2 separate regions of the Homo sapiens genome follow, and region 2 is linked to region 1. Evidence: chromatin loops called from intact Hi-C (ENCODE). Cell type or tissue: GM12878. All regions are shown on one strand. Links, peaks and the distances in the headings refer to the core of each region. The heading gives the core; the rest is flanking DNA. Region 1 has its middle 62 kb from the start of FERMT1. Region 2 has its middle 150 kb from the start of CASC20.

Region 1 (15,663 bases), core at 6,724-10,723:
ACTGAAGGGGCTGAGGGCCAGGCTTCACTTTAGGATACTCACAAAGGCAATCCGTGTGTCCCTCTGAGACCTTTGGATGGACATCCAGCTGGCCTTTTCTGGAGAGGAACAACATACTACCCAAATAATCCTATTGACCAGTCCCCAGAAAGGCTCTGTACAATTTTATGCAATGTTAACCCAAACCAGCTGTATTGGTCAGGGTTCTCTAGAGGGACAGAACTAATGAAATATATATATATGAAGGGGAGTTTATTAAGAATTAACTCGCACAATCACAAGGTCCCACAATAGGCCATCTATAAGCTGAGAAGCAAGGAGCGTCAGTCTGAGTCCCAAAACTGAAGAACTTGGAGTCCAATATTTGAGGGCAGGAAGCATCCAGCACGAGAGAAAGATGTAGGCTGGGAGGCTTGGCCAGTCTAGTCTTTTCATGTTTTTCTGCTTGCTTTATATTCTAGCTATGCTGGCAGCTGATTAGATGGTGCCTACCCAGATTAAGGGTGGATCTGCTTTTCCCAGCCCACTGACTCAAATGTTAATCTCCTTTGGCAACACCCTCACAGACACACCCAGGATCAATACTTTTCATCCTTCAATCCAATCAAGTTGACACTCAGTGTTAACCATCACACCAGCTTAGCTAAACTAAAATTTGAACACCTTCTCTGTGAGATTTGCAAGCAACTCTGGGGTTTACTTTCCCAAGGAACTGGGCTGAGGGGGATTGGTGGGTGGGCTAGAGTCAGAGCATCCTCAGGAGGAAGGTTCCGAAGGATAGGAGATGAGAGAGATGGGAAAAAGGGCACTTGAGTTCTTGCATTACAGACCCTCTTTTTTCCTAGAAGGGTACTCCTGAGGCACTATTCCCATCCTAAAGACTAGCTGACTATTCTTCAGTTATTTGCTCCAATCCAAATTGCAAAGGTGAAAATGAGAGTTTTAACTGAACCTCAGAACTTGTTTCCAAGTAAGAAATTATCCATTCCAGCCACTTCTGACACGTCCATGTCAGCACTTCCTGTGGTTCCTGCCCCCTACTCTTTTGGTTAGTGCTATGGCTGCTGGGCTGTTGGTTTTAACCCTTCATATGCTACTGATGTCAAAGTCTAATAGGAGAGAATTTCTCAGTGTCCTTGCAGAACAGTAAAAGATGAACAGCTTCCCCAAAGGAGGCTTCCTAGAAACATTAATTTATGGGACATAAAACAACCAACTAGAATACAGAGACACAGAAGGAGGATGGAGAAGAGAGGGAGAACAAGAAATAAAGGGGCTATCTAGATTTTAAAAGTCAATAATTAGTCTGCTTTTAGCATTACTAAGATCAGATTGGGCCAGAAGGTGAGCAATCTCCTGAAATATAAGGAAAAATATCAGGATATAATTTCTGTAGATGAAATTCAACCAAGAGACTGGACTTAGTGCTTCTGATCCTAAACAAATCCTGAAAAACAGTCTCAAAAGGCAGGATTGATGGGATAAAATTGAGCACATATGAAATGTTCTGAGTGCTAGGACCTGAACACCTTTCTGAAGTTTATCTTTTAAGATTTCTTTCTTCTTGTGCCTTACTTTGAAATGACTCTACCTAAAATGAGAACAATGGCATTCTAAGATTACTCCTCAGTGTTTACAAGCCTTTTGACACATTAGGGTTTCAGATTTAGGCTCTGTGGGCCTTTTTCTCCTTTGGTAAGGAAATGTGAAGTGTAGGTGAACCCATGAAGCAAGTTCGTCCTTTGTGCTTCATGGAAAAGTGTTTTCCAGCAGAGGGCATCCTTATGCAACGAATTTCTCTACCCTCAGAATTATTTGCGGATATTGAAGTGCATTAGGGAACAGATTTTGCTTTTAAAGGCTTTGCAGTTCAGTTTGTTTTTGGCAAGTCATTTATACATAAGGTGCTAAAGTGTTAAGAGGACTTGTTCCAATTTTTTTTAAAGTTGGGTAAGTGATAAGTTGTGCTATTAATGATGATGGTAGCAGATCATAAAATGGTTTAACTAAATTTCTGCTGTTTTATTTACTCATAAATTCAACAAATACTGATTGAGTGCCTTCTGTGTGCAAGACACAGGGGTAGAAGTGGGTATATGAAAGTGAGCCTGAATCAAACCTTCCTGGAAAAAAGCTTACTATATATAAAAGGGATAGGACACAAATGCAGGAAAATAAAATACAAGACACTCTCTCTCTCTCTCTCTCTCTCTCTCTCTCTCTCTCTCTCTATATATATATATATATATATATATATATATATATATATATATATATATATATAGTGTGTGTGTGTGTGTATTCTTATTAGAAGCACTGACTTCTCTAATATTAATTGTTAGTAGGCTTTCACATTTTTTCCATTTCCTGCTAGAGGGCAGCTAGAATATTCAAGTTGTTTTCGAATGTTTTAACTTCTGCCAAAATTGATTTGTTTAGGCTTCCTTTCTTCCTATTTTCAAACTCCATCTATATTTTAGGAGGAAATTAATCTGTACATTGCAATTCTGCCTGCAATTTTAAAAATAGATTATTTGGAAAGACTTGTTCATTGTCTCGGTATTCTCTAAACTCTTTCCATTTCTAGTGAAAAGGAGGAATTATTGTAACTTGGCCCTCTTCAACCCAGAGGAAATCTGGAGTGAAATCTGAAAGCGGCAGACTTGCTTAACCTTTTCCTATCAGATTGCTGGCAGTGGAAAGTTTGTTAAAAGTGTGTGGATTGAGTGAAACACCATGGGTCTCAGACTGGGCCACAGGTTCTGGGAGATGCATCTTGACCTCACTTCAGCCTGACACCACTGGATAAAAGCAAGCAACATTCCAAGTTCAGTTGCTTTTGTCCCAAGGATGAGACCACTCAGACCCACAAGGCTCTGTCAGAACCAGCAGTTTCAGGAGCTTGTTAGCTTGACTGTGTGGCTTGCAGCACCTTCCAGAGAATGCAGCAGGGCAGGTATGAATATGTGATGCTTTTCATCTTGGGTTCCATGTCCGGTAAACGCTCTAGAAGCTGTATCTGAAACTCAGGCTGCACCATGGGAGCTAACTGCTGGACCTTAGAACATAGTAGTAGATTTGGGCTCCTTCAGAGGAAACACAGATATTTTGCTCAGTGGCCTGGGTTGACCACACTTTCTGTAATTGTCCTGCTACAGGAGAGACCAGAATGGCTCAGTGTGCCAAGCATCTTGAGGAGAGTGCCATTCTAGAAGCCGGTTAAGTTTTTCAGTCCTCAGGTCTATTTTCAGTGAGAAAATCTATGGCAGATACTGTTAGTGCTCCACCCAGATCCCTTCTACTGGACTGGGGCACACATCCTCATATGTACAAGTTGATGCCTAGTGACACATAGTTGCTTCTTTCTCCAGAGAATTGTCCCCCATTGAAGGAAGTTACTTCATCTTTTTTTTTTGGGCAGAAACCAAAATTGGGGCATCCAGCAATTCAGACAATGACAGACTGAAAATGGGATACAAAATGTTGGTCCTTTGCCCAAAGGTAGAAACAATTTTGTGATATTACGCACACTCCAAGGTTCCCCATGAAATCAGGCTGAAAGTAAAGTCCAGCTGAGACTACCTCCTACTTGCGTAACACGATTCCTACTCCATCCTGCTTTTCCCACTCCCCTTTCCCTGAGAGCCCACCTGCAATAGATCATGTCTCAGACTGCTTCCAGAAACCTTACCCGAGACGGCACCTCTTTTCACTTGGTAGTGCAAATAGTCCTCTTTTCTTTACATAATGTGTTTGTTGCCTATCAGCAGTTGCCACTTCCTCTTTTTTTAAGAGAACACACTTTATTCATGTATCAGGTGGCTATGGGCTTCAGTCCATTCTGGTCCCCAAGGGTGAATCTTGTTAAATTCAAGCCAATAGTGATAGTTTTATTCTCATTTCTAGTGAGTGATTTAAGAATAGAATGTGACCCAATTCTTGTCAATAGCACTGAAAAGAAGTCAGCTGGAGAGCATCTGGACATGTTTTCTTTGATCTTAAAAGGGGAGCAGAGAAAAAGATATGCTTATATTCCTATCTCTGGATATTGCCAAGTGGGAATGTGTTAGCAGAGCTTCAGCAGCCATTTTGTGACTATGAGGGAAATCCAGGATAATCTCAGACTTTGAGGGTTATGATGTGATTGAGCCTTGAATTAACTGATCCTGCAGCTGCTCCACTTTAGTTATGTAAAATAGTGAAAGTTGTATTTGTTTAAACAAATTAGTTGAGTCTGTTGCTATTTGTAAATGACAGTGTACTAGATATCTGCAAAGCTAGCCTCAAGAAAAGTTACTTTCTAAAGGCCAAGTGATATTGAGAATATAGAACAGAAAAAAACAATTTATGTTCTCCATTCTATTTTCCTATCATAAAGAGAAGAATGGGCTGGTAAGAATTTGTATGACATTTTGTTTTGGCTTATATAGCTGGTTTATTGAATGGGCTTAACTTGATGGAAGCAAAACAGGAAATAGGCTTATTTTCTATCCATTACTGACCTCAAAATTCTCTGTTGCATTTGCCTTGCCTCTCCTTCTCCTAATGACAGCTTTTTGTTCACTTTTAGCTGTAAGAACAATCTCATTTTTGTATTATAAAATGTAGTCTCAGCTACACCAATACGTTCAATCTTGCATTCAGTTAAAAATGTTATTTTTCCATAGCTCAGGCCTCAAGACTCATGGCTCAGGGTCTGGAAAAGGGGAAGGAATGGTGGTTGATTCTTTTAATATCCCATTCCTTATCCCATTTCCTGATTTTTTTTTTTTTTTTTTTTAAGTGGGTGTTCAGTGTAGTTCTCTTACCCGTTGGCCACCATTTTCACTGTGATGGCTGGTGCCCAAATGCTGACTCTTCTGTGGGACACATTTATGGGTTCGTTGGGTACCTTCCCTTGGGAACTCCTGTGGTTTGCATACGTGAGGCTAGTGATTCACCCTCTGCTTGATCTTCTGGAACCCCCTCCTTAGCTCCACTGGGAGGCACGTGGATGGCTAAAATTCCCCGTCTCCTTTGAGTTAGTCGTGGCAATGTGACTTTCTGAAATATGAATAATAAACATACATTTCACTTCTGGATGGAAGTATTTAATTGCCAGCACTTCACTCCCCAGCCCATCTTTTTCCTTAATGGCAAACTGCAAAGACTTGCTTTCGAAATATTGGAGTTGTAAGAAAACAGTCCCTGAGTGACATGGCGCAGAGCCTTCCACAAACCTACCTTAGACGTGCTGTCTAAGCAAAACCCCAAATCTTTATTTTAAGCCACTGAGATTTTGAGGCTGTTTGTTACTATAGATTTACCTTGCCCATCTTGACTGATACGGTTCTTTGCTTTGGGATTTACACTGAAATTTTGAGACATGAGAAAAAGTCTCATTGAGCATGCTGTCACTCCTATAACTGAAGGATTTTTTTTTTTTTTGGAATATTTTTATATACTTCCTGAGAGTACCTATGTCTTAATCTCATAATGCTAAAATAACTTTAATAAGCTAATTACTTTTAGCTGTTCTACAAAGAAATCCCATGAGAAAACCTCTGAGCATTTATTTCATGGGGGAAGACCATCATTTAGAAATCTGGTCTCATGTGGTCTACCTGTTCAGCTTTGACTGCCCCTCTCTCCAGCCTATAACCTCCAGACCGAGAAAATCTCAGCATCCACTTGTTCATTTTTGCCTCTGGAAATTTATCCTAACATTTATCTTCCTTTCTTGGAGTTTTCTCTTTCTTTTTGGTCTCACCTCTTCCATGAATTTAAGTCGACTAACCAAATGGTGATATTTATTCAGCATTGTCTTAGACTGAATTCCTCTAGACAGACTCCAAAACAAGGATTCCAGAGCAGGTATTTATTTGAGAGGTGATTTTGGGAAATGCCAACAAAAATGTAGAGAGTAAGAATGAGCTGGGAAGAGGGCCAATACAGGGTTCATTAATGAGCTCAAGACAACTAGGACTCAAATCTGGTGGGGACCTCTCAGAGACTGTGTAGAACATGCACCTCAGGGTTGTTCTGTCAAAGAGACAAGGGAGCTTCGGGTATTAATCCACCAGTCCATGACTATAATTGGCTGAGGGATGTTCCCAGGGGCATTTATTCCATAGTTCTTTTTTTTTTTTCTGCCCAGGCAAGCACAATCTAGTCACAAGACAAAGCCCCCGAGGCAGGTCCACAGGCACTTATAGTAGAAAGTCTGGATCTGAAGGAGAATGGTGAGTTCAGAGAACCCAGCAGCATCTACTACCAGCCATGTCTTGAGTTCAGAGTGCTGGTTCTTTGCCTCAAGTACTTAAGATTGAGGCAGGCAGGCAGGCACCTGTTTACCATACCATAAGGCAGGATATTATATGTTAACAGAATGACTAAAAATAAACAACATAATAAGCATGAAGGAAGGAGAAATTAATTTTACTTTGAGAAAGCAGAGAAGATGGATTTTCATTTGGCTTTAAAGGGTGGAAAGGATTCAGTAAGAGGAGTTTCTTTCAAGTCAGGGACTAATGTTAGCACAGGCTTGGCTGCTGTAGCATCAGTTTATGTTTTGGGAAAATCGTAAGCAGTGGGTTTGACTGGACAAAAAGTGGTTAAGATGGAATAGGAAATTGAGGTGGAAGGAATGTAGGGCCAGATGATGAAGGGCCAAGAGTTCCATTTGTGATTTTTTTTTGATAGAAAGTACAACATTTGTAAAACTTGCAGGGAGATTTAAACTCTTGCCTCTGAATCCTTCAGACCATGCCAGTTCCTTCTATTTGTCTCCTCCACTTCCTCCTCTTAGAGCTCTGGGTTTGCCTTTTCTGGTCCCTCTATCTGAATATTTCTTTCTAAATTCGTTTAGCCGATTCCCCCTTAGCTCATTCCAGGTCCAGTGTTCTGGGTGTTGGTCTTTTGCTGGCTTTGCCTCCCAGAGTTGGAGGCAGGGGTGGCCATCTTGGATCTGGCAGGCCAAGGGTCCCATTGTCTTTCAGCCTGCACTTGGGTTTCGTCTTCTTCCTGCTCCAAAATGCTCTGTCCTGACATTCTCATTTCCTTTTCCTGTCATGCCATAGCATGACATAGTCCTTTGATGCCATAGCATGTATTAAACTCTTGTTTAATAATGAGAGTGTATAAGTGATTTTAAAGAACACTTTTGATTCTGTTGTAGCTACAGACTTAGGACAAAATCTGCTTATACCTTCTGGAATATGTTCTTAGTCACAGAAAATTATGTTATTCTCTCATTTTTGATATGGGAAATGTTTCCTTATCCCCCTTGCAGTGCGTGCCATGGGGGTGTGGCTCACTTATTCAGTGCCCTGCTGCTCAAACCTCTAGGGGGAGCATGCAGACGGATGGGTTGTGGGGCGTGTGGGCTCTGACCCCCGGGCAGCATCTAGGGGTGATATTTACAGCTCCTGAAGCCCCAGTGGGCGTGTGTTACAGGGTGCTCTTTTAATTTTGCTCTCTGTAGGGGGCTTGTGTTAACTAGCTCAGTGAGACCCTCTGTCTTATCTCAAGAACAGAGGGCTTTCTGTATCCCGGGGTTCTTGCCTTAGTGTACCAGAAAAATCAGATCACATGTGAGTTTGGAGAATGAGTGCAAGGTTTTATTGAGTGGAAGTAGCTTTCAGCAGATGGATGGGGAGCCAGAAAGGAGGATGGAGCTGGAAGGTGGTTTTCCCCTGGAGTTGGGCAGCTCAGCAGCTGGACTCTCCTCTGACTTCCCCCGCCCCGCCAAATTCCCCTCTGTGTCCATGTCATTCTGCTGGTCGATGGCCTGCTGGTGTCTGCTGGTGTCGGCCGGTGTGTTCTTCTGCTCCTCTGCTCCTCTCGATGTCCAGCTGCCTGTGTGCCCTTCTGCCAGTGTGTTCCTCTTGACATCCAGCTGCTTGTGGTCTGTGCCTACTAGGGTCTCGAGGATTTTTAATAGGCATAGGATGGGGATGTGGTGAGCCAGGGTGGTCTTGGAAAATGCAACATTTGGGCGTGAAGGCATGAGTGCCTTTTCTTACCTAGGTCTGTGGGCACAGGCCTAAGGGTGGAACCCTCGCCAGGGACCCTGCCCTTCTCTCAGCACTTCCCTGCTCATCTCCTGTATCAATTTGATGGATTATTGTTTTATATGTAGTATTTGCAAACAAGATTGATAATTGTATTTACAATAAAATAACTGAAAAAATAAGTAAATAATATGGATTAATTATGCTGGGTAAAGCTACTACAAAAATAAATTTTTTGTTTTTAACATGCTTTGGCGTTAATGGCTGACATTAAGAGAGCTTTTCTAATTTGCTAAGCACTGTTCTGTGCCATTTAGATAAATTAACATTTTAAATAATTATGACAATTCTAAGAGATAGCCCTGCTGTTGCCCTCATTTTACAAATAAAGAAATGGAGACAAAGAGAGGTGAAGTAACCTGTCTAAGGTCACACATTTTGGAAGAAGCAGAGTTGAGATTTCAACCATGACACTGGCTCAGAGTTCCAGCTCCTTAACACTAGGCTGTAGTGTTGCTCTTTGTGCTGTACTGCAGTGGTTCTCAACGTGTGGTCCTGGGACCAGCAGCATCAGCATCACCTGGGGACCTTTTAGGAAGGCAAGTTCTCTGGCTACAGCCCAACTTACTAAGTCAGAAATTCTGGGGATAGGGGCCGGGAAGCTGTGTTGAAACAAGCCCTCCAGGGAATCAGATGGATTCCAGCGTTTGACAATACCTGTTACACTGCCATCTATGTTGCAAGTGTTTTTGGATTTACCTTTTAAGTTATGCATCCTTTTGGGAAAGTAGTAGAAACTTATACTATCCCAGCAGCTATATGGGGCATGGGTTCTACTACCCTCTTTTGAGGTAAGAAGATGCTACGAGTAGTCTCCCTAGAACTTTATTTTCTCATGTATAGATTGATAGGACACTCTCTTCCCACCTTCCTGGAAGCCTTGTGGAGGAAAGAGGAAATGTCATATGTGATTGGCTTTTTAAATGACAGATGGCACTGATAAAATTTAAAGTCCATGGGTAAGTCATCAAGCTGGCCATCTTTAACTGAGGATTAATTATAATTATACTACTGATAACTGAACAGGGCAAAAGTAAGTTCTGTTCCCTCCCTTTTAAGTTGTTAACTTTTACTGGCATGTTATTTACTGTAGACAGATAAGGGTAGAATAAAGCAGTTTTTCACATTCCTTTCACAAAACCTCCGAAGTCATACAGTGAATATAGAGTTACCCCTGGCCTCAAACGGATGAGAAGCAATTTTGCCGTCTCGTTTGATTTTTTTGTCTTTTAAGGCAGGCCTTTTCTGACACCCTAATTTTTACTGATCACCCCCTGGAGTTCTTTATTTCTCTTTGACACAGAAAAAAGTTATTTGTTCTCTTCTGCTTTTGTCACCTGTCTCTTCAAGTTTTCTTTCTTCCTATCTTTTTGGCATTTTGAAGAACCACTGTATAAAATATTAAGCTTAGGTTTTTCTCTATGCACTCAATTTCAGTTCCTGCAGCAAATACCATATGTGTCAACCTGTTTGATGTTCAGCTGCTGCCCATTACCAGGTATAGCCTGAGGTAGGGATTACAGTAGTGCTTCTCAAACTTTAATGTTATAAAAGGTACCTGGGCAATCTTGTTGGAATACAAATTCTGCTTCTAACAAGTTCCTGGGCCCACACTTGGAGTAGCAAAGCTCTGTCTTTGGCTTTTGACCCCGGCTGCACATTGGAATCATTTGGGCATGAAGCCGGGGTGGGGAGGAACGTTGTTTAAAGACTACAATGCTTGTCAGCACCTCATAGATTGTGCCTCAGTTGATCTTTTTTTTTTTTTTTTTTTTTTTTTGAGACGGAGTCTCGCTCTGTCCCCCAGGCTGGAGTGCAGTGGCACGATCTCGGCTCACTGCAAGCTCCGCCTCCCGGGTTCACGCCATTCTCCTGCCTCAGCCTCCCCAGCAGCTGGTACTACAGGCGCCTGCCACCACGCCAGGCTAATTTTTTTGTATGCCTCAGTCGATCTTGAGTGAGGCTGGGCATTGGTAAAAGTTTTCTAGGTGACCCTAAAATGCAGCCAGAATAAGAGGAAGCCTTCTTTCCTTCAGTGGCTCTCTGAGCTGTCCTCCATGCTACCCCCAGAAATGTGTTCTAACCGATCTGAGATAGAGCAGTGTAGTGGTTGAAAGCAAGACTCTGGATCCTAGCCTAATGAGTTTGAATCTCTATTCCTATGCTTACTGGATGTGTGACCATAAACAACTTAATTAGCCTCTCTGTCTTGGTTTCCCCATCTATAAAATGCAGATAAGATGGTAGGTCCCATTAAAGGGTTATCGTGAGTTAAAGTATGCAAAGTGCTTACAATAGTATATTAGCTATTTATTGCCATGTAACTAATTACTCAAAAACTTAATGGCTTTTATTATCTTACCATTTCTTTTTTTATTATTATTTTGACTCTGCTTGATATTATCTTACCATTTCTATGGGTCAGGAATTTGGGAATAACTTTGGTTCAGGGTCTCTCATGAAGTTGCAGTCAAGATGTTAGCTGGGGATGCACTGATCTCAACAGGAACGGGAGGATTATCTACTTCTAAAATAGTTCATTCACGTAGCTGTTGACTGGAGCCTAGTTTCTAGTTTCTCACAGCATAGGAACCTTCACAGGGCTGCTTAAAATGTCTTTACAACATGGCCGCTGGCTTCCCTCAGAGCGAGTGACCCCAGGGAGAGAGAGCAAGGAGAAAGCCACAGTAGCTTTTTATGACTGAGATTGGAAAGTCACACCATCACATCTGACACATTTTACATATTTTGTTCATTAGAAATGAGGCTCTACCTCTTAAAGGGATGAGTATAAAAGAATTTATGGACAAATTTTAAAACTACCACAAATGTTTTTTGGCTCGTGGCAAGCAATGTGTTAAGAAAGTTGCTATTTTCACTAGCTGGTATTATATCCCTTTCTGAATGTACTTAATGGTGCTGTGTTGTCCTCTAGAATCAATGGAACTTTCACTATAACCAGTGGAACTGTCTGTGCTGATGAGAATGTTTTATTTCTGCATTGTCCAATACAGCCACCACTAGCCTCATGTGGCTGTTGAACATTTGAAGTGTGTTTAGTGTGAAATGTGTTTAGTGTGATTGAGGAACTAGGCTTTAAGTTTTTTTTTTTTTTTTTTTTTTTGAGACAGAGTCTCACTCTGTCACCCAGGCTGCAGTGAAGTGGCGCGGTCTTGGCTCACTGCACTGCAACCTTTGGCTCCTAGGTTCAAGTGAGTCTCGTTAGGCTTTAACTTTAATTGTAAATAGTAATAATTTAAGTTTAACTAGCACATGTGGCTAGTGGTTACTGTACTTGGTAGCTCAGTTCTAGTACCTTGTTTTCAAAAGTGTGCTGCTGAGACCAGCAACACCTGTGTCACTTGGGAGCTTATTAGAAATGCAGAATCTCTGGCCATATCACAGAACTCTTGAATCCAAATCATAACAAGATTGCCTAGTGATTCTAATATACATTAAAGTTTCAGAACTACTGGGTTATAGTCCAAAATCTTTAAATTGCAAGACCTTAAGAACCTGGGGCTTCCCACGTTTCAAGTCCCTTTCTAGTACCCTTTCCCATACATTCATTTCAATGTCTCCTAAAACAAGGGCTTTGTCTAAGTCATTGCCTATGGCTGGAGGGTCTCAACCTGGAAAACCCTACTCATTCTCCAAGACCTGGCTAAAACGCCACCTCTTCCATGACTTTCCCCTTCATCTCACTCAAGAAGTCATTGCTCCCTCATTTGTATTCCTGGAGAACTTGATACGCCTTCCACAAGATTTCCATGATGTAATATAGTTATTTGTGTATGTGGGTTGAGGCTTGGGACCACATCTTGATTTGTTTTTCTGTTGTATGCACCTAGCATAATGCCTGTTTTATCCAACACCCTTGAATTTTAGAAACTGATCATGGTAAATATATTGCATACTTCTTAACACTGAAGCAGAAATCTGCAATCCAATACATGTCTATATCTATAGAGAAATTTATGGATACTCGCACTAAGTGAGCAGTTGGCCTGGTCTCTTCCTAGCTTGTTGACAACTGGATGCCACCATACAACTGTATTGTATGCTCAGACCTGGTGGTGGCTGACAGGAGCATTTTGAAGCATTAGCCCTCACTTCTTCAGAATCTATAGAATTGAGTCACTCGAGAAACAGAATGAGATTTCCCAGGTCAAGGACAAGCTGCATTTTGTCAGATGAATGGCAACATCCAATTCCTTTTTCTTGCCTATCTCCATATGTAGAAAATGCACATTAGTAGGGGTTGCAATCCTAGTCTCTGATAAAACAGACTTTAAACCAACAAAGATCAAAAGAGACAAAGAAGGCCATTACATAATGGTAAAGGGATCAATTCAACAAGAAGAGCTAACTATCCTAAATATATATGCACCCAACACAGGAGCACCCAGGTTCATAAAGCAAGTCCTGAGTGACCTACAAAGAGACTTAGACTCCCACACATTAATAATGGGAGACTTTAACACCCCACTGTCAACATTAGACAGATCAACGAGACAGAAAGTCAACAAGGATACCCAGGAATTGAACTCAGCTCTGCACCAAGCAGACCTAATAGACATCTACAGAACTCTCCACCCCAAATCAACAGAATATACATTTTTTTCAGCACCACACCACACCTATTCCAAAATTGACCACATACTTGGAAGTAAAGCTCTCCTCAGCAAATGTAAAAGAACAGAAATTATAACAAACTATCTCTCAGACCACAGTGCAATCAAACTAGAACTCAGGATTAAGAATCTCATTCAAAACCGCTCAACTACATGGAAACTGAACAACCTGCTCCTGAATGACTACTGGGTACATAATGAAATGAAGGCAGAGATAAAGATGTTCTTTGAAACCAACGAGAACAAAGACACAACATACCAGAATCTCTGGGATGCATTCAAAGCAGTGTGTAGAGGGAAATTTATAGCACTAAATGCCCACAAGAGAAAGCAGGAAAGATCCAAAATTGATACCCTAACATCACAATTAAAAGAACTAGAAAAGCAAGAGCAAACACATTCAAAAGCTAGCAGAAGGCAAGAAATAACTAAGATCAGAGCAGAACTGAAGGAAATAGAGACACAAAAAACCCTTCAAAAAATTAATGAATCCAGGAGCTGGTTTTTTGAAAGGATCAACAAAATAGACTGCTAGCAAGACTAATAAAGAAAAAAAGAAGAATCAAATAGATGCAATAAAAAATGATAAAGGGGATATCACAACCGATCCCACAGAAATACAAACTACCATCAGAGAATACTACAAACACCTGTACGCAAATAAACTAGAAAATCTACAAGAAATGGATAAATTCCTCGACACATACACTCTCCCAAGACTAAACCAGGAAGAAGTTGAATCTCTGAATAGACCAATAACAGGATCTGAAATTGTGGCAATAATCAATATCTTACCAACCAAAAAGAGTCCAGGACCAGATGGATTCACAGCCAAATTCTACCAGAGGTACAAGGAGGAACTGGCACCATTCCTTCTGAAACTATTCCAATCAATAGAAAAAGATGGAATCCTCCCTAACTCATTTTATGAGGCCAGCATCATCCTGATACCAAAGCCGGGCAGAGACACAACAAAAAAAGAGAATGTTAGACCAATATCCTTGATGAACATTGATGCAAAAATCCTCAATAAAATACTGGCAAAACGAATCCAGCAGCACATCAAAGAGTTTATCCACCATGATCAAGTGGGCTTCATCCCTGGGATGCAAGGCTGGTTCAATATATGCAAATCAATAAATGTAATCCAGCATATAAACAAAGCCAAAGACAAAAACCACATGATTATCTCAATAGATGCAGAAAAGGCCTTTGACAAAATTCAACAACCCTTCATGCTAAAAACTCTCAATAAATTAGGTATTGATGGGATGTATTTCAAAATAATAAGAGCTATCTATGACAAACCCACAGCCAATATCATGCTGAATGGGCAAAAACTGGAAGCATTCCCTGTGAAAACTGGGACAAGACAGGGATGCCCTCTCTCACCACTCCTATTCAACATAGTGTTGGAAGTTCTGGCCACGGCAATTAGGCAGGAGAAGGAAATAAAGGGTATTCAATTAGGAAAAGAGGAAGTCAAATTGTCCCTGTTTGCAGACGACATGATTGTATATCTAGAAAACCCCATTGTCTCAGCCCAAAATCTCCTTAAGCTGATAAGCAACTTCAGCAAAGTCTCAGGATACAAAATCAATGTACAAAAATCACAAGCATTCTTATACACCAACAACAGACAAACAGAGAGCCAAATCATGAGTGAACTCCCATTCACAATTGCTTCAAAGAGAATAAAATACCTAGGAATCCAACTTACAAGGGATGTGAAGGACCTCTTCAAGGAGAACTACAAACCACTGCTCAATGAAATAAAAGAGGATACAAACAAATGGAAGAACATTCCATGCTCATGGGTAGGAAGAATCAATATGGTGAAAATGGCCATACTGCCCAAGGTAATTTACAGATTCAATGCCATCCCCATCAAGCTACCAATGACTTTCTTCACAGAATTGGAAAAAACTACTTTAAAGTTCATATGGAACCAAAAAAGAGCCCGCATCGCCAAGTCAATCCTAAGCCAAAAGAACAAAGCTGGAGGCATCACACTACCTGACTTCAAACTATACTACAAGGCTACCGTAACCAAAACAACATGGTACTGGTACCAAAACAGAGATATAGATCAATGGAACAGAACAGAGCCCTCAGAAATAACGCCACATATCTACAACTATCTGATCTTTGACAAACCTGAGAAAAACAAGCAATGGGGAAAGGATTCCCTATTTAATAAATGGTGCTGGGAAAATTGGCTAGCCATATGTAGAAAGCTGAAACTGGATCTCTTCCTTACACCTTATACAAAAATCAATTCAAGATGGATTAAAGACTTAAACGTTAGACCTAAAACCATAAAAACCCTAGAAGAAAACCTAGGCATTACCATTCAGGACATAGGCATGGGCAAGGACTTCATGTCTAAAACACCAAAAGCAATGGCAACAAAAGACAAAATTGACAAATGGGATCTAATTAAACTAAAGAGCTTCTGCACAGCAAAAGAAACTACCATCAGAGTGAACAGGCAACCTACAAAATGGGAGAAAATTTTCACCACCTACTCATCTGACAAAGGGCTAATATCCAGAATCTACAATGAACTCGAACAAATTTACAAGAAAAAAACAAACAACCCCATCAGAAAGTGGGCAAAGGACATGAACAGACACTTCTCAAAAGAAGACATTTATGCAGCCAAAAGACACATGAAAAAATGCTCATCATCACTGGCCATCAGAGAAATGCAAATCAAAACCACAATGAGATACCATCTCACACCAGTTAGAATGGCTATCATTAAAAAGTCAGGAAACAACAGGTGCTGGAGAGGATGTGGAGAAAGAGGAACACTTTTACACTGTTGGTGGGACTGTAAACTAGTTCAACCATTGTGGAAGTCAGTGTGGCGATTCCTCAGGGATCTAGAACTAGAAATACCATTTGACCCAGCCATCCCATTACTGGGTATATACCCAAATGACTATAAATCATGCTGCTATAAAGACACATGC
Region 2 (15,663 bases), core at 4,159-8,158, 390 kb after region 1:
GTTAACCAAGAAGGTGAAAGACCTGTGCAAGGAGAACTACAAACCACTGTTGAAAGAAGTCAGAAATGACACAAACAATGGAAAAAATACCATGCTCATTAATTGGAAGAATCAATATCATTAAAATGGCCATACTGCCCAAAACAATCTACAATTCAATGCTGTTCCTATCAAACTACCAACATCATTCTTCACAGAATTATAAAAAAACTATTCCAAGAATCATATGGAACCGACAAAGAGCCCAAATAGCCAAAGCAATTCTAAGCAAAAAGGACAAAGTTGGGAGACATCACATTACTCAACTTCAAACTATACTGCAAGGCTACAGTAACAAAAATAGCACAGTACTGGTACAAAAACAGACACATAGACCAATGGAACAGAATAGAAAACTCATAAATAAAGGTGCACACTTATAACCATCTGATCTTTGATAAAGCCAACAATAACAAGCAATAGGGAAAGGATTCCCTATTCAATAGAGGGTGGTGGGTAGCCATATTCAGAAGAATGAAACTAGATCCTTACTTTTCACCATATACAAAATTAACTAAAGATGGATTAAAGATTTAATTGTAAGCCCTCAAACTGTAAAAACTCTAGAAGAAAATTTAGGAAATACTCTTATTGACATTGACCTTGGCAAAGAATGTATGGCTAAGTCCCCAAAAGCAATTGCCACAAAAACAAAAATTGACAAGTGGGACAAACTAAAGAGCTTCTGCACAGCAAAAGAAACCATCAACAGAGTAAACAGACAACCTATGGAATGGTAGAAAATACTTACGAACTATGCCTCCAGCGAAGGTCCAATATCTAGATTCTATAAGAAACTTAAATCAATCAACAAGCAAAAAACAAATAACCCCATTAAACAGTGGGCAAAAGACATGAACAAACACTTTTGAAAAGAAGACTTACAACCGGCCAACAAATATGAAAAAAATGCTCATCATCACTAATTATCAGAGATATTCAAATCAAAACCACAATGAAATACCATGTCACACCAGTCAGAATGGCTATTATTAAAAAGTCAAAAACAAGAAAAAAAACAAAAAATGAAAACAACAGATGCTGATGAAGCTGCAGAGAAAGCACATATACGCTGTAAGTGGGAATGTAAATTAGTTCAGTCACTGTGGAAAGCAATTTGGGGATTTCCCAAAGAACTTAAAACAGGGCTACCATTTGACCCAGAAATGCCATTACCAGGTATATAACCAAAGGCATATAGATGATTATATCAGAAAGATGCATGCGTTCATATGTTCATCACTATTCTACTCATAATACCAAAGACATGGAATAAACATAGGTGCCCATCAATGGTGGACTGAGTAAAGAAAATGTGGTACAGATACCCCATGGAATACTATATAACCATAAAAAAGAATAAAATCATGTCCTTTGTGGCAATATGGATAGAGCTGGAGGCCATAATCCTTAGTGAATTAATGGAGGAACAGAAAACCAAATGCTGCATGTTCTCACTCATAAGTGGGAGCTAAACATTGAGCTCACATGAACATAAACATGAAGAAAATAGACCATGTGGATTACTAGAGTGGGGAGGGACAGAAGGGGTTGTGGGTTGAAAAACTACTTATTGAGTACTATGCTTACCACCTGGGTCAAATATACCCATGTGACAATCCTACACATATATCCCCCTGCATCTAAAATGAAAGCTAAAATTTAAAAAATAAATAAATAATGCCATCTTGGTACAAGTGTGTTACTTAAGTGTTTAAAAAGCATTTTCCCTTGCACTTTTGAGTGGTTCAAGAAAAACACCATATTAAAACGTGTACTTTCCAAAAAAAATAAAGTAGGTAGAGCTGAGAGAATTTCAGATATTTTTCTTTTAGTCTTAGTGGATTCTTATAATTAGGAAAATTGATATAATGTATCTACTCTGAACACCACTGCTTAAGTAGGGAGACAAGAAAAGACTGGCCAGTTCTAGAAGAGCAGAGTGTCTATACATAGCAAGAAGGAGGTCTCCTGTGGCAATTCTTTCTCAGTCTTGAACATTTTGTGGTTGTACAAAGAACACAGTTGAAAGCCAAGAGACTGGGTTCTATTGCTGGCTCTGTCACCGACCAGAGGCACTGCCAAATATCTGTAAATTAACTGCAGAATTTCTTCCAATTTTACCTTTCTGTGACTTGCTGATCACTTTTTCCTAGCCCTTTCAACATCTGTAAAACTATAGAGAACTTGTAAAGCAAGATATCTTTTGCTGCCAGGGTGGTTGGAGAAGCATTTTAGACAATCACGGACTCTCTTTTGGCAGGTAGATTCAACACAGCAGCTCATAAGACTTGAAACTCATTATCACTGTTTTCTTACACAAAGAGAAAACACAGCTCTTCAGAGTGATGACCTGCAAAAGGATTTTAGTTACTTTTGTTTTTAGTTTTTAAAAAATAAAAAAATAAGATGCATTTCTCATCGGCAACACAGGGTGCTAGAGGACAGTGTGGTAATATAGTCAAAGGGCTAAAGAAAGTAACTGTTAAGCTTGGATTTTACATAGTCTGCCACTCTCACTCAAGGTGACAGTGAAACAGAGTAACATTCATAAAAAATCCAGCACCCTTGTTGAACAAACTGAAAGATGAATTCTAGTAAGAAAGATAATACCTTATAGACAAGGAAATAAGATGCATGACACAGTTATAAACACAGAAACTGGTGAAATATATTGGTAAATCCATTGTACTTAGTAATATGAATGATAATAGTAATAACTGACTTAGTTTGTGCTTAAAGCGAAGTGAACTGTGAAATATCCATATACATTTTTTACCTTGCTAGGAGGACAGAGATGTTGATTAACTACAGAGCTTGTTAAAATATGTAAAGCTACCTGTGCATGTTAATGAACAGACTGGCTGTATAATGCGCAGCTTCCAAACTAGCATAGAGAAAACTAAAGAAATTGTAAAACTGAAGGCATGAAATGAGAACAAATAGGCAAACGAATCTTAGTAAGTATAAAAACATAAGATAGCTGAAATAAGCCCATATATATTAGTAATTAAAACAAATATAAACAGTTTAAATTCACCTCCTACAAGGTTCTGGATTAATTGACTGAATTTGTAAAACCCAAGCTACTTAAGAGACACATTCAAAAAACAACTAAGAAAAATTGAAAAAAGTGAGGCTTAGATATTAACAAGATGGATAATCATTTTTAAAGATTCTGAAATATAATTTAATACTAATAATATTAGCATTATTTCTTTACTCCCTGACCTAACATTTTTACTAAATTCTATGTTACAACTATATCTTCTTAAAATATTCTGTTTGAATTTTACATTTTATATATATATATATATATATACACATACATACATATACATAAACAAAGAGATCTATAATTTTTTGTTTTGTTTTTCAGAATATATTCACACCTTTCATGTTGCCTCATTCTCTATATCTTCCCATAAAGTAGCAGGTAGAGACCATCTTCAACCTATCTATTTTCAGTTCTGACACATACAATTCATTTTTAACATTTAAAAAGTATAACCTTATAACAAAAATCTAAATAATTCCCTACTTAAAACCCTTCAATGGTTTTCCATTGCTTTTAGAACTGAAATTCTCACTCAAATCCTAAAGTTTCTGGATAACTTAGTTCCTTCTTATCTGATCAACTTCTTCAAATGTTGTTTCCACCTCATTCACTAATCTCTAGCCATGTGCCATTACCTTTCAATTTCTTGGGCACAGTAGATAAATGCTTTTACACCTAAGGCTTCTGCAGCCATTGTTTTATTAAATTAAATGTCAACTCCTTCAAGAAGACTTCCTTTTCTAATTCTCTGTCTCAGCCACTTGTGTCCTTTGCAGTACTTATGGCAAGTTGAAACTGCCTCATTTGTCTGTTTCCTTATTTTTTTAACTGCCTCTGCAACTGTGATATGCATCCTGAAGGCAGAGACCAAATAGAATCTATTCATTGCTTAAACTTTGCCCAAAGCCTGAAGCAAAGTATTCTCTCAAGACTCTCAATAAATATATCTGGAATAAATCAGCAGATAAATAAATAATTGCTTGAGCAGTTTGCTATTTTGCCTGGGTAATATTTTTTCTAGTAGACTGAAATAATGTCTCTATATCTCTGACTTTCAAACCATAATATTTAGTCTTGAATTTCCATTCCTGGAACTATACGTTCATATTTCCAAGTGCATTTCTCATGTATATCTCAAATACTCAAAACTAAATTCAATTTCTCATACCCTATGAATTGTCCTATTACTTCCCTATTTTGGTTAATGATCCAAGCATTCATCCAAACCCAAGACCTGGAAGTCATCACTCATTCACTCATGTATTCACATATTTATTCATTCATTCATATTTCGTGCAGCAACTATTATGTGGCTCACACTATGTGAAGAGTAGCATACATAATAGTGAACAAAACAGGCATAACCACGTCCTCACAGTTTGTTCTACCATCTCTCTCAAATTATGTTGACTGCTGAAACGTGCATGGTCATTCTACTTTAAGAATGTCTCCTGAACCAGCACCTTTTGAGTGCACCAGCACTTTCTTAAACCAGAACCTCACACACACACACCTTTTCTAGATTAAGCCAACATCACCTCTTATCTGAATCTTTGTAACAGCTTCCGGATTGGTTTCCTTGCCTCTAGTCTCATCTCATTCCAATTCATTTGTCACACTACTCAGGGCTTTTCCTAAAACATAAATTTAACCACCTCATGGCTCTACAAAATTTCCCTGTCTCACCATCACTTACAAGATAAAGTTCAAACTCTGTAGCACGACATGCCATGTCCTTAATGATTCAACTCTAGCAAATGGCATTCAGCTTCATGAACATGACCTCATGTCTGCATATGCCATTCCCTTAACATGGAACCTCCCTTCTGCGCTTCACCATATCAGCCTGGCAAACTCCTTCCATTCTCTCCTTTCTTGTTGAGGTTTCCCTGACTTCTCTGCCCATTGAGGCAGAAGCAAGAGCTTTTGGAACCATGTTCTCGTAATCCCTTATAGGAAGGAATCCATGCTATCATACTGCATTATGGGAATGTCAAAGATGTTTATATGTCTGGCTTCCTCACTAGACCATGGACAACTTGCAAGCCAAGAATCTGGCTTATACAAGCTTCTATCTACACCAGCTGGCATAGTGCCTGCAACATGGGAAGTGTTACTACTAAATCTTTGTGCAACAATTAAATATTGATTAAACAAGTGTTGCATTTTCAGTCATTTGCCTGAAATGACGCAGTTATCAGTAGCAGAGCTGATCCAAACTTCCAAGTTCCCACTCGAATGGTTTTTCACTAAAGCACCACTGTCATGTATCCAATGATTTTCAATTGATCCAGGGTAGAGTAAAGCCACAGGGCATGCCTTAGGTTGGGGAGATGGGTTAGAATCACCTCAGGTCTTTTTCAACCTAAAATGCTTATCGGCATTCTGATATGTATTTCCTGAAAAAAATTGCCAGTTGGGTGTCCTATATATTATATGTTGAAGAATGAACAATGCTAGTAGGGAAATAATAGAATGGAAATCAGGCAGGTGTGGATTTAAACATCTATTCCTTAATTTATCAGCTTTGTCTACAGATGAGGAAACTGAGGCACAGAATGTGTCATTTAACTTCTATGTGCCTCAGTTTCCTCATCTGTAAACATGGTACCATATTTGGGAAGTTATAATGAGGATTTTGTCAGCTGACTGACCCTTGGTAAAGGGTGAGAATATTTCCTGGCACATACGAAGTGTTCTAAAATTTAGTTTCTCTTTCCCCTTTTCCCCCTAGGCTTTGATCAGAAATCCAAGCACACAAAAATGGCTTTTCCATTTGTGTAAGGGGAAGATTATTGCTCTGCTGATGAATTGTGTGCATTTCACGCACACTTTAACAGCTCCAGGGCGTCTTCAAATTAGAGCTCCTTATCACTCATTAGCACCATTGCAGGAAGGCCGATAAACCTCACCTCTTGCTTAGCTCTCTGACACAGCTGGGGAAACCTCCATTTGCTCTTATCATCTGAATTCTGACCTTAAAGGTTTCACTCTAACCCCAGGGCTTAATTTATCTTCTGTTAAAAGCAGCAGTTTTCCCTTACATGGAAACTGTCATGCCCCGAGTATGCATAGTGAGACAGAGAAACAGTCCTGTCTGTTTCATCTCAGACGCGAGGGAAAAGTCCCTTGCACCCTTCTCTTCTGCGGATAGATGGGCTTTGATTACAGAGGAGCACATTGCAACTTCAGGCTGCTATTGTACACCACATACTGTAAAGGTTTAAAAGTTGACAAAATGCCATGAATACCATTGTGTGAATTCAACCTCGTGTTTGTTTTACCTACTGTACATCAGAATACACTTCCTGATAGCTGAGAGTTTGTGTTGTTTTGACTAAATTTGGACAAATATGCATAAAATGTGTATTCAACAGATATTTCATGTAAAAACAAAGAAAGGCTTGTGTCTTTAGATTGCCCCAGAACCTGAGGGCTACTGAGAATTATAAATAAAGTTGGCTTCACAGGCCTGCAGTCATAAATGACATTTTTTTAAATGATGGAAGGGGGAGATTTGAGTGGTACAGGAACCTTCCGTTTAATTCCCCTCCTCCCAAATATGTCCAAAATTTAAAGAAAGCTCCTTTAAATATAACTCAGTTGAAAAGGAGCTTTTGATTCCTGGTTATTGGGGAAGGACCTGTTTAACTATTTATACCATTGCTTTGTTTTCTTAAAATTGATGCAGGAGGAACATGGGTCCAGCCCTTTTAAAATCCTATGTTTTATCACTCTCCGGTTGATGGGCGCAATCCAGCATGAGGAAATTAGAAACAGCTGGAGTAGACACAATGCTTTCTTTTGAAAAGACATTTCAAAATTACTAGAGAAAAATAGAGATTGCTCTAAAGAGCCTATCTCAAAATGTGGTTTCTGGCTCAACAGCATCAGAATCTCCTAGGAACTTGTTCGAAATGCAAATTATTGGGCTTCATCCAGCCCTGCTGAATTGGAAATTCTGAAGGTAGGGCCCAGCAATCTGTGTTTTGACAGCTCTTCTATCCCCTACCCCAAGGAATTCTGATGCACAAAAGCAAACTAAAAATGAGACCTAAACCACAGGAAAGAGTAGCAAGAGAAAAGAAATCTTGAAAGGCCAGAGGGCAAGAGAGGCGTGATTTCAGGACATTTAATGATTCAAAGGAATGATGGAAAGGTGCTAATTGGGTACTTAACATCTATACTTCAACATGCATCTGTTTCTAAATCTGAAATTAATGGACAGACTATAAACAGCTTCCAAAGGCAGTGGAAAATACAAACCCAATGAAACAAACCAGAGTCAGGAAAGAGGTTGGCAGCACAATAACTGCAACATCAATTGTATTTAGATGTTTTTGTCTATAGTCTATACTACATAATAACTACATAGTCTATATAGTTATTTCAACATCATTAAATAGGATGTGTGATTAAATAAGTGCATGTAAGTAAATTATTAAAATGCATTAAGAGTATGCTTTTGCATACTTGTAACTTAGAGTAGACAAATCCTCCTGCTGAGAAAAACTAGAAACTGAACAAAATTCAGACACCACGTGTTTGAATGCCTCAGAAAGCTGTCTAAGCAGTCAGATCCTGGAAAGGAGGGGAGCTCATTGAGAGAAGCCTGACTTTTGAATCCAAGTTTCCCCTGAAGTTGAACACACCATATTGCCCAGAAATTCCACTCATATATACATATATATACACAAATACACATAAATATCCAAGAGAATGCACAGACACACACACATATCCAACAGAAATGCATGCATGGATATCTATCTATATATATATCCATATCTCCACATATATATCTCTAACAGAAATGCATACATAAGTACACCAAAAGGCATGGGTAAGAAATTTTCTATTTGCAATAGCCTCAAACTGAAAACTACCCAAACATCCTTGAACAACAGAGAGGATGAATAAATTGTACTGTATTCATGCATGAGATACTGAGAATGAATTAAATACAGCTACATGCAACAACATGGATGAATCTGATGAATATAACATGACATATCTCATTTACACAATTTCAAAATCATACAGTGATAATCCATGGTATTAGAAGTCAAGATAATAGTAACGTTTGATCTTTATGGTAAAAATGGTAAGGAGAGGGTGAGGGCCTACTGAGTTCTGCTTATGTTCCTGTTGCTGAACCCTGCACTGTGTGTTCCGTTTGTGGAAATTCAGTTAGTTGAATACTTGTGATTTGGACACTTTTCCTTACATATGTTACAGTTTAACAAGCACTCTTACTTTAGAAAAATATACTAAGAGGAATTTTTGTTTTCTTGTTTCTCTGACGTCTTTGGAGTCCATCCATCAGGTGTGTCTATGCCATCCTATGGAGACACCCTGGATTATCTGAAAGTAACTGGAGGCAGGAGAATGTGATCATAGAGAATCTTAGATTAGTGGGTAGACAGGCCTATGAATTGCTGTGTGGCTTTGGAAAGCTCTTTAACCCAAGTCACATTTTCCTCATCCTTGCATTGGAGTTGATCGTTAAAAGAGCATCTAACTCATAGGATTTAGTGAGGATTAAATAGGAGAGTTCATCTAAAGCACTGATGGTGGCAGGCAGTGGGTGGGGGTGGCCTAATGGCTAAGAATAAAGGCTGGGTATCTAAGATAATTGACAAGGGCCTTTCTTTTTTTTTTTATGGTTAATGTACCATTCTTTATGAGAATGTGCTAGCATAATGATAGAGGGCTGAAGCATGTAATCTATAATTAATACAAAGTGAACTGTCATGGGGGATGGGGAGGGAAATGGGCCTTTCTGCAGAAATGTAAGTGCGGTCATGGAAACGGCTATAGCTCCTTGATTGTAATTATTCAACCTCACTAGAGGTCTGCAACTAGCTATTAAAGTGCTAGTGGTCCCGACAAGGGCCTTTCTAAGAACACTGTCTTTGCAACTGTACCCCTTTTGAATAATATAAATATCATGGTTACTCACTTGGCAGAGTGGACATCCCTAAGAAATTCAATCAGACATTTTGAGGTTGGTGAGAGAGGGAGAGTTGACGGAGTTGGAGGAAGAAGAAGTCGTGACACCATGACTGAGAACTCTGTCTGATGACCCAGGGTCATAAAATTTATCATTATAAATGTCAAATAAAATAAATGATAATTAATCAATAAAAAATGACACATGATAAATAAATAAATAAATAATAAAATTACCATCTGTGCAGGGCAGGCTGAAAATGCTGAGAAGGTAAAACTCTCTAGGAGAATCCTTCAGCCAGTGACTGATGGGAGTTGGTGGATACTCAACTCCCTTGCCTCTTGAGCCAGATGACTGAAACGTATGCTCTATACTGTCCCCCAGAGATGCCCAGTTGAACTGGGCTCCAGTTACCCACAGTGGTAATTTGCTTAACAGCATACCTTCTATTGACTGCTTTCCCTTACCTGTATCATTTTTCCTTTCTTTTCCCAGTGTTTTGTGAGAGCATCTTCCAAATAAATTACTTGTACTCACATTCTTGTCTCGTGACCAGTTTCTGGGAGAATCTAAACTTAAGACAGTCTGCATTGCACAACTTATGGCGTAGGCTTAGTTGCTTTCTCTGAGACCTTCGGGCAGCTAGCACCACTGTGGCTGCCTCCTTTGGAATTGTCACCTCTACCACGCTGCCGAAGTGCCTGAGACCTACTGCTCTGAAAAAGACTTTGTTTGTCACTGCCCAAGCCCACTGTGAAGCCCCTTCCCCTCCCTTGAGCCAGGTGTCAGGATGGCCCTCCTATCCTGTCCCTCTGTTACCTAGGCAGTGGCCTCATCACTTTATTCATAAAGTTAGACTTCCTCACTCTGTATCTGCGTATTCTTATTGCTTTCTCTTTTCCAGAGACTCCGTTTTGGTCAACAATTAGCCCTTCCACATTTGGATCCTGGGCCACATGTGGAAATAAAGAGTTCCAGAAGAATTCTCCCATGAAGGCATTGGAATGCTTCAATACATAGTTTTGTGCCAAATCTACAATAATCTTCCCAAAAGAAAGACTCTTCAGTGTTCTGGATTTTTCGGGACTTATCTTATTTTCTTGTGCAACATCTTAACACAAACTAGAATAAAGATGACATATAATCATCTGCATTCATGAATAAAAAGAATGATCTAATTGTACTAATTAGCCAAACTGCAACCCACAAAAATGCACCAAGTCTTTATCAACATCCACCTCTGGTTACAGAATGTATCATGATGCCTTATTAGCAGCAGCCCAATGGCTCCCTGGAGCACCACTACTTCTGTCAATACATGCTAAAGCAGCACAGAAACATCTACGAAGATAGGGAACGTTGGGTAGGAAAGACCAGGACTGCAAATATCTTGCCATCCCAGCCTTGGAAGGGACCTCAAGGCCATGTAGTTCAGCCTGCATCCCCTCAGAGTGAAGCATTCTGTGTTCCCCAAAAGGCAGGAGAAACTTTGCCTGTGGTAGTGTGGGTTGCAACCCTTCAAGGATGCTTCTGAGAATCATGTTGTTAAGATAGCTACTGAGCAAAAGGCTGGGATTCTCAAAGTCACTTTGAGCGCATGTAATAGGAGGCAGAGATGAGGTCATCTCCCTAAAGGTCAGCTGCATCCCCAGATGTGTTCTTACCTCAGCCCTCACTTGAAGAGAGCCAAAAAAATGGCTCATCCAGGGGAAAGTGTGGGACTTATGCCCACACGTCCATAGCAGACCAAGCACCTGGCCAGGCCCAGCAGCCAGGAGTGACCCCGCCCCTTGTTCTCTGCCAAACATTGTTCCTTGTACTTGGCCAGTACCCGGGTTTTGCAGCCTCAGACATCTAACCACCTTTTCCCAAAGGACCTCACCCACTTTACCTCAACCCCACCCCATCCCATCCCTTGGCCAGACCTGTAATTACTGGACCTGAAAAGCAGCCTCCAGGATACCACATGGGGGCAGGGCAGCCCCCAGCAAGCAGCCAACTAAGATTTTTCTTTCTACAACATCCCTTCACTGTTCTTTCTCCCTCATCCTCTCATTACCTCCTCTCAGGGGGTTGTGCCAGCCAGGGCTACCCCTCACACTTTTGGGGCCAGAACAAAAGTAAAATAATATCCCCTCTCCTGTCCCCTGCCCAGTCTATGGCTTGGTTCTTTCTCTTCCTAATCCCTGACTCTGTCCACATGGGACAGCCCACGCAGGTGTACACACACTCCATCTCACAGTTCCAGCCACCCCACTGCTATGCAATGGCCTCTTGCTGCCCCTTGGGCCTGTATAGGTGCACACCATCCACTTCTAATGGGGACAGAACAAGGAAAGATTCCCCTGCAAGTTCTGAATACCAGCTCAGGACCATTTGGGTAGGGAATTCTGTTTCCAGGTGTCCGAAGTGTGGCCAAGAAGGAGGGATGTTGGGTCCACGAAGGGTCATCCACTTGACCCTGAAGGATGTTTGCCAGAGAAAGGTCGGAGTTGGGCTCTCTAAAAGGCAGGACCCAGGGCAAAGATCTACCCTGGTAAAGGGTTGGTACTGGCACCAACTTACTAAAGAGTTTCTGGGCTTCCAGTGTCTTCCTTCTTCCCACTGAAGATATCTATGTTGGATCAAATCAAATCTGTTTATGACACCTATCATGCTCTAAAATAAACACAGCTTCTCTGCCAAGCCTTCTACAAGAACCAAACATGGCTTTCAAAATCATTTCCTTCCCATACCTGAGCATTCTGTGACCGGTAGACAGAATCTTAAAAGAGAAGACCCTGGGAGCAAAGAGACATAAACAGAGTAGCTGCTGTGCCTTCTGAGAATGAGGGGTCATCTGCTATTCCCTCAGGGTACTCAGCTCAGCTTTCCTGGTTTTGTTCCATTTTGTGAGAAGAAGTAATTATATACCATATTTAAAATAAGTGCTATTAACATCTATAAGCACAAGAGAAGTTACGAGTTTGCAATTTTAAATGTGGTAGGCTTAATGAGAAAATGACATTTGAACAAAGACTTGAAGGAGATGAGGTATTTACCTATGTAGATATCTGGAGGAACCTTCCAGACAGGGGAAACAGCCAGTGCAAAGGCCCTGTGGTAGGTGCTCTTCTGGCTACAGGAAGAGGGGGGATGTCAGTGTACCTGGAACTGAGCAAGCAATGGGAAGAACAAGGGGAAGAGATAGTAACCAGATTGCACGGAGCAGCACCTCTTAAATTACAGAACTTTCACTCATTAGTGAGTGAGATAGAAGAGGGGGCTTTGGAAAGTCTTGAAACCAGAAGTTGTCATAGAATGACGGTGGCTATCATTGGTGAGAATAGCTAAGACTAGAAGCAGAAAGACCAGTTATAAGGCTATTGCAGCAGTCTAGGCAAGAGATGATGGTGGCACAGGCCAGCAAGGTACCAGTGTGGGTGGAAGGAAATTATACAAATCTGGATATATATTGAAGAAAGGTTCAATGGGATTTCCTGGCTTTCTTCATTTTTGGAATAATGTAGCTACTCTGGCATTAGTCCAAGTCACTAGTAGTCATTGAAGAACAAAGAATAACTGGTGGAAACAGCTTCCTCCAGTGAATGTTATTGATAAGGGATCAATGTGAGGCACAGGTCTTAATCTCTTGTTCCACCTCCAATCCTGGCGATCTTTCCCTCTCATGACTCATGCTCAAAATTTGTCCAGTTCCTCTCTATACGTCTCATTCATAAATGATGTTGGTCACCACCTTCTCATTCAGCCACTGTCAATACTTCTGAAACCAATTGGAATGTAAGTAAATACATGCATTCCTAGGTAGGTAGGTAGGTAGGTAGGTAGGTAGGTAGGTAGGTAGATAGATAGGTAGATGCATAGATTCCCAAGCAACCAAAAATATAGATACAATGGTCTCTGCATTTGATTATGTGCTTGCTTGTTTGAAAGTGTAATATCAATCAATGCATCACGAATTGAGCCAAAGGTTTAGTGTTGGTGTTACTTAGTAGCGACAGCAAGCAATTTGCTCAAATCTCTTGGGCTTCTGTTTTTCCCTTGAAAAATGAAGTGAGTGGGAACGGTGCCCCTTAAGTACCAGTTAAGTTTACACATCACGTTTTCTGCTTCCACCATGCCCCTGCACCTTTATTTTCTTTCATCTTTCCAGTGATCCCCCCTAATTAGGAGCTCTGCTTATAAATGGTATCTTTTGTCTCTTTCAGTTACTTTCTTCCTCCCTGGTTTAATGAGCTTTCTCCACAGTGTGCCTTTTTCTCCCAGTAGATGGCAGTATTCAGTTTTGTTTCCTGATGCTACTTTGCCCTGTTGGAAGGCCTGGGCCAGCTGCCCTTTCTGCAAAGCCTATGTCCTTTTAGCACTAGAGGTGATCACAGAAGAGGAAATTAAGGGAGGAACTGATGAGTGTTGAAAGGCTCCCATGAAAACCGTGGCGATGCCAAGTAGCCTCCTCCTGTTTTCAAGCAGGTTTATTTTATTTAACTTTCGGGTTAGTGATAAAAACAACGGTCTTCCACATGTCAAAGTGTTGTCCCAACTCATCTGATCTTTCTACTCTGTGACGCAGTTAGTACAGATTTCATTGACCTCAGGTCTTGATCCCAGGAGTTATAATGGGATGGCTGCTGTTGTTGAGGATATTCAGGGTTAGAAGCAGGAAGACCAGTTAGGAGGCTGTGGCAGTGGTCCAGGCAAGAGACCGTGGAGCTACCAGCCGGGAGCACTGCAGGTGGGGGATGTGGTGTGGAGACGGATGGTAGTGGAACAAGCTCTGAGCTTGCTACCTGGAGAACCAGAGTCTCCTCTGGCACTGTTATTTCACTAATCTTGGCAACACTCTCAATTTCTCTGGGCCTCTGAAGACACCCCCTGTTCTAGGATTCTGTGGAATCATGAAGGAAATCAATCCACATGTAGCTTGCAAGTCACCTGACAAGGGACACATCACTCACCGGTTAATGGTGCATTGAGAGCCAGAAGCCATATCTTTAGTAGGGGCTTCACCTTACCACTAACTGAAGATGGTGTGAAAACATCCATTTCCGCAGTCCAGTTTCTTGTCTTTCCAGAAGAAATCTCATCTAGGAAAACAATATGTGTAACAAATCAAAGCAAACTGCTCCGGTTGAAAGGGGATAGAATCCTGCACCTCCTGGCCCCCACCTTCCCACTGACTGCAAGTAGCAAGTAAAGACCTCCAACAGAGAGGAGCAAAACCCCTGCCAATGTGACTTCAAATCTTCAAGTGCCGTGCCTTGACCTATGTTAATCAAGGAATTCTGGGATCACTAATATCAGTTTTTTCTTGAACTCCTCGGGAAAATTTTGCAGGGAGGAGAATAATATAATAAGAGTATGGAGGAATTTTTGTGTTTGGGAGTGGGATATATTGGGGCGGATGGTGTCACACAATAACTTTAAAACATTTTATGGTTCTTAATTGCCTATAAGATCAAATTTAGACTTGTTAGCATAGATAAAGGAGTTTCATAATCTGCCCCCATTCCCCCCCTCCAATCCTGGAGGGGATACTATCCTTCTGGTATATCTTTGAAGATGCCACGCACCTTGACACTCCTACTCATTCCAGAAAACACAACTCCAAAACCTTCCTTAAGCAATAGCCCTGACAAGCATTCATAGCGTTTTGTATATACAATTCTTTTACAGTCTGTATCACAGTGTTTGTTTTCCCGCCAGCTTCCCTCTTTGTTTGTTACTTGCTTGAGAATAGGGACCATGTCTTATACATTCTAAACATCAAGCATGATCCAAGAGAAGGTCTTACTGTGCAAAATCAATGAATAACAGGAGGTTTTGGGGGTCATGTTGTAGTGTTAGGATGTGGGAAAATATCATAAGCTAAGGGATGACTTAGAAATGTATTACAGATAATTTAGTCAAATACAGCCACTATGGCCTTACAAAGAAATGTGTGTGTGTGTGTTCGTGTGTGTGTGTGTGTGTGTGTGTGTATATGTGTATATATATATATATATATATACTTGCAATTAATCAAATTGTTTAATGTCTGCCTGCTTAGTAACAAAGAGATTACATAGTTTGTTGTTATTATTGCTTGTAAATGACCTTGCAGAGTTTCTTTACAATCCATTGGGCAAATAGGACTTCAGTAGGAAGGAAATTAATACGCATGAATTCAGCATGCACAATAATTCAACCAATATTGTTTGATGTTAGCATCCTTTTGAAAAGAAAAGGTAAAACAAATTAATTGTGAAAACAGAGTTGTATTAGAAATTCTGATCTATTTTTTAAAATGATCTACTTTATTGCACACAAATAGCATGTTTATATGCAAATAATAATAAATAAGCCTTATTTACATGTACATATTTGATTACTCATTTGTCCATTTAAAATAATGCAATATTTTATATTGAAACTTTTTATTTCTCCAATTGCAGTAAACAAGTTCCTCTTACAGGTTACTCTTATGATCAAGGATAATATAGAGGAAATGAGTTATTGGCTAATGCTAGCCAGGCATTAAAGACCACTACAAGTGTTGTATTTTCTCTTTTTCATTTTTCTGGAGATCCATGTTCATTAATGTATTTTTTTATTCCTTAGAAATATTTTTCGTTTA

The links. Peaks named below come from ENCODE experiments on the same cell type or tissue, not always from the same donor. Only the 100,000 strongest peaks of a DNase experiment are listed, where the experiment ranks them.
Region 2: a loop joins it to region 1, with 2.4 times the contacts of the local background. A loop is called at or near these places in 3 of 110 quality-filtered maps.

What each region holds. Positions count from the first base shown.
Region 1 is chr20:6,176,954-6,192,616 of GRCh38, forward strand. No RefSeq gene overlaps it. Among named protein-coding and RNA genes, the nearest start is that of FERMT1, 62 kb to the left of the region's middle. In GM12878, for the core only: a CTCF peak has its summit at 8,498; no DNase peak of the experiment used is centred there; H3K27me3 peaks cover 371 bases.
Region 2 is chr20:6,569,970-6,585,632 of GRCh38, forward strand. No RefSeq gene overlaps it. Among named protein-coding and RNA genes, the nearest start is that of CASC20, 150 kb to the left of the region's middle. In GM12878, for the core only: no CTCF peak of the experiment used is centred there; a DNase peak (open chromatin) is centred at 6,192.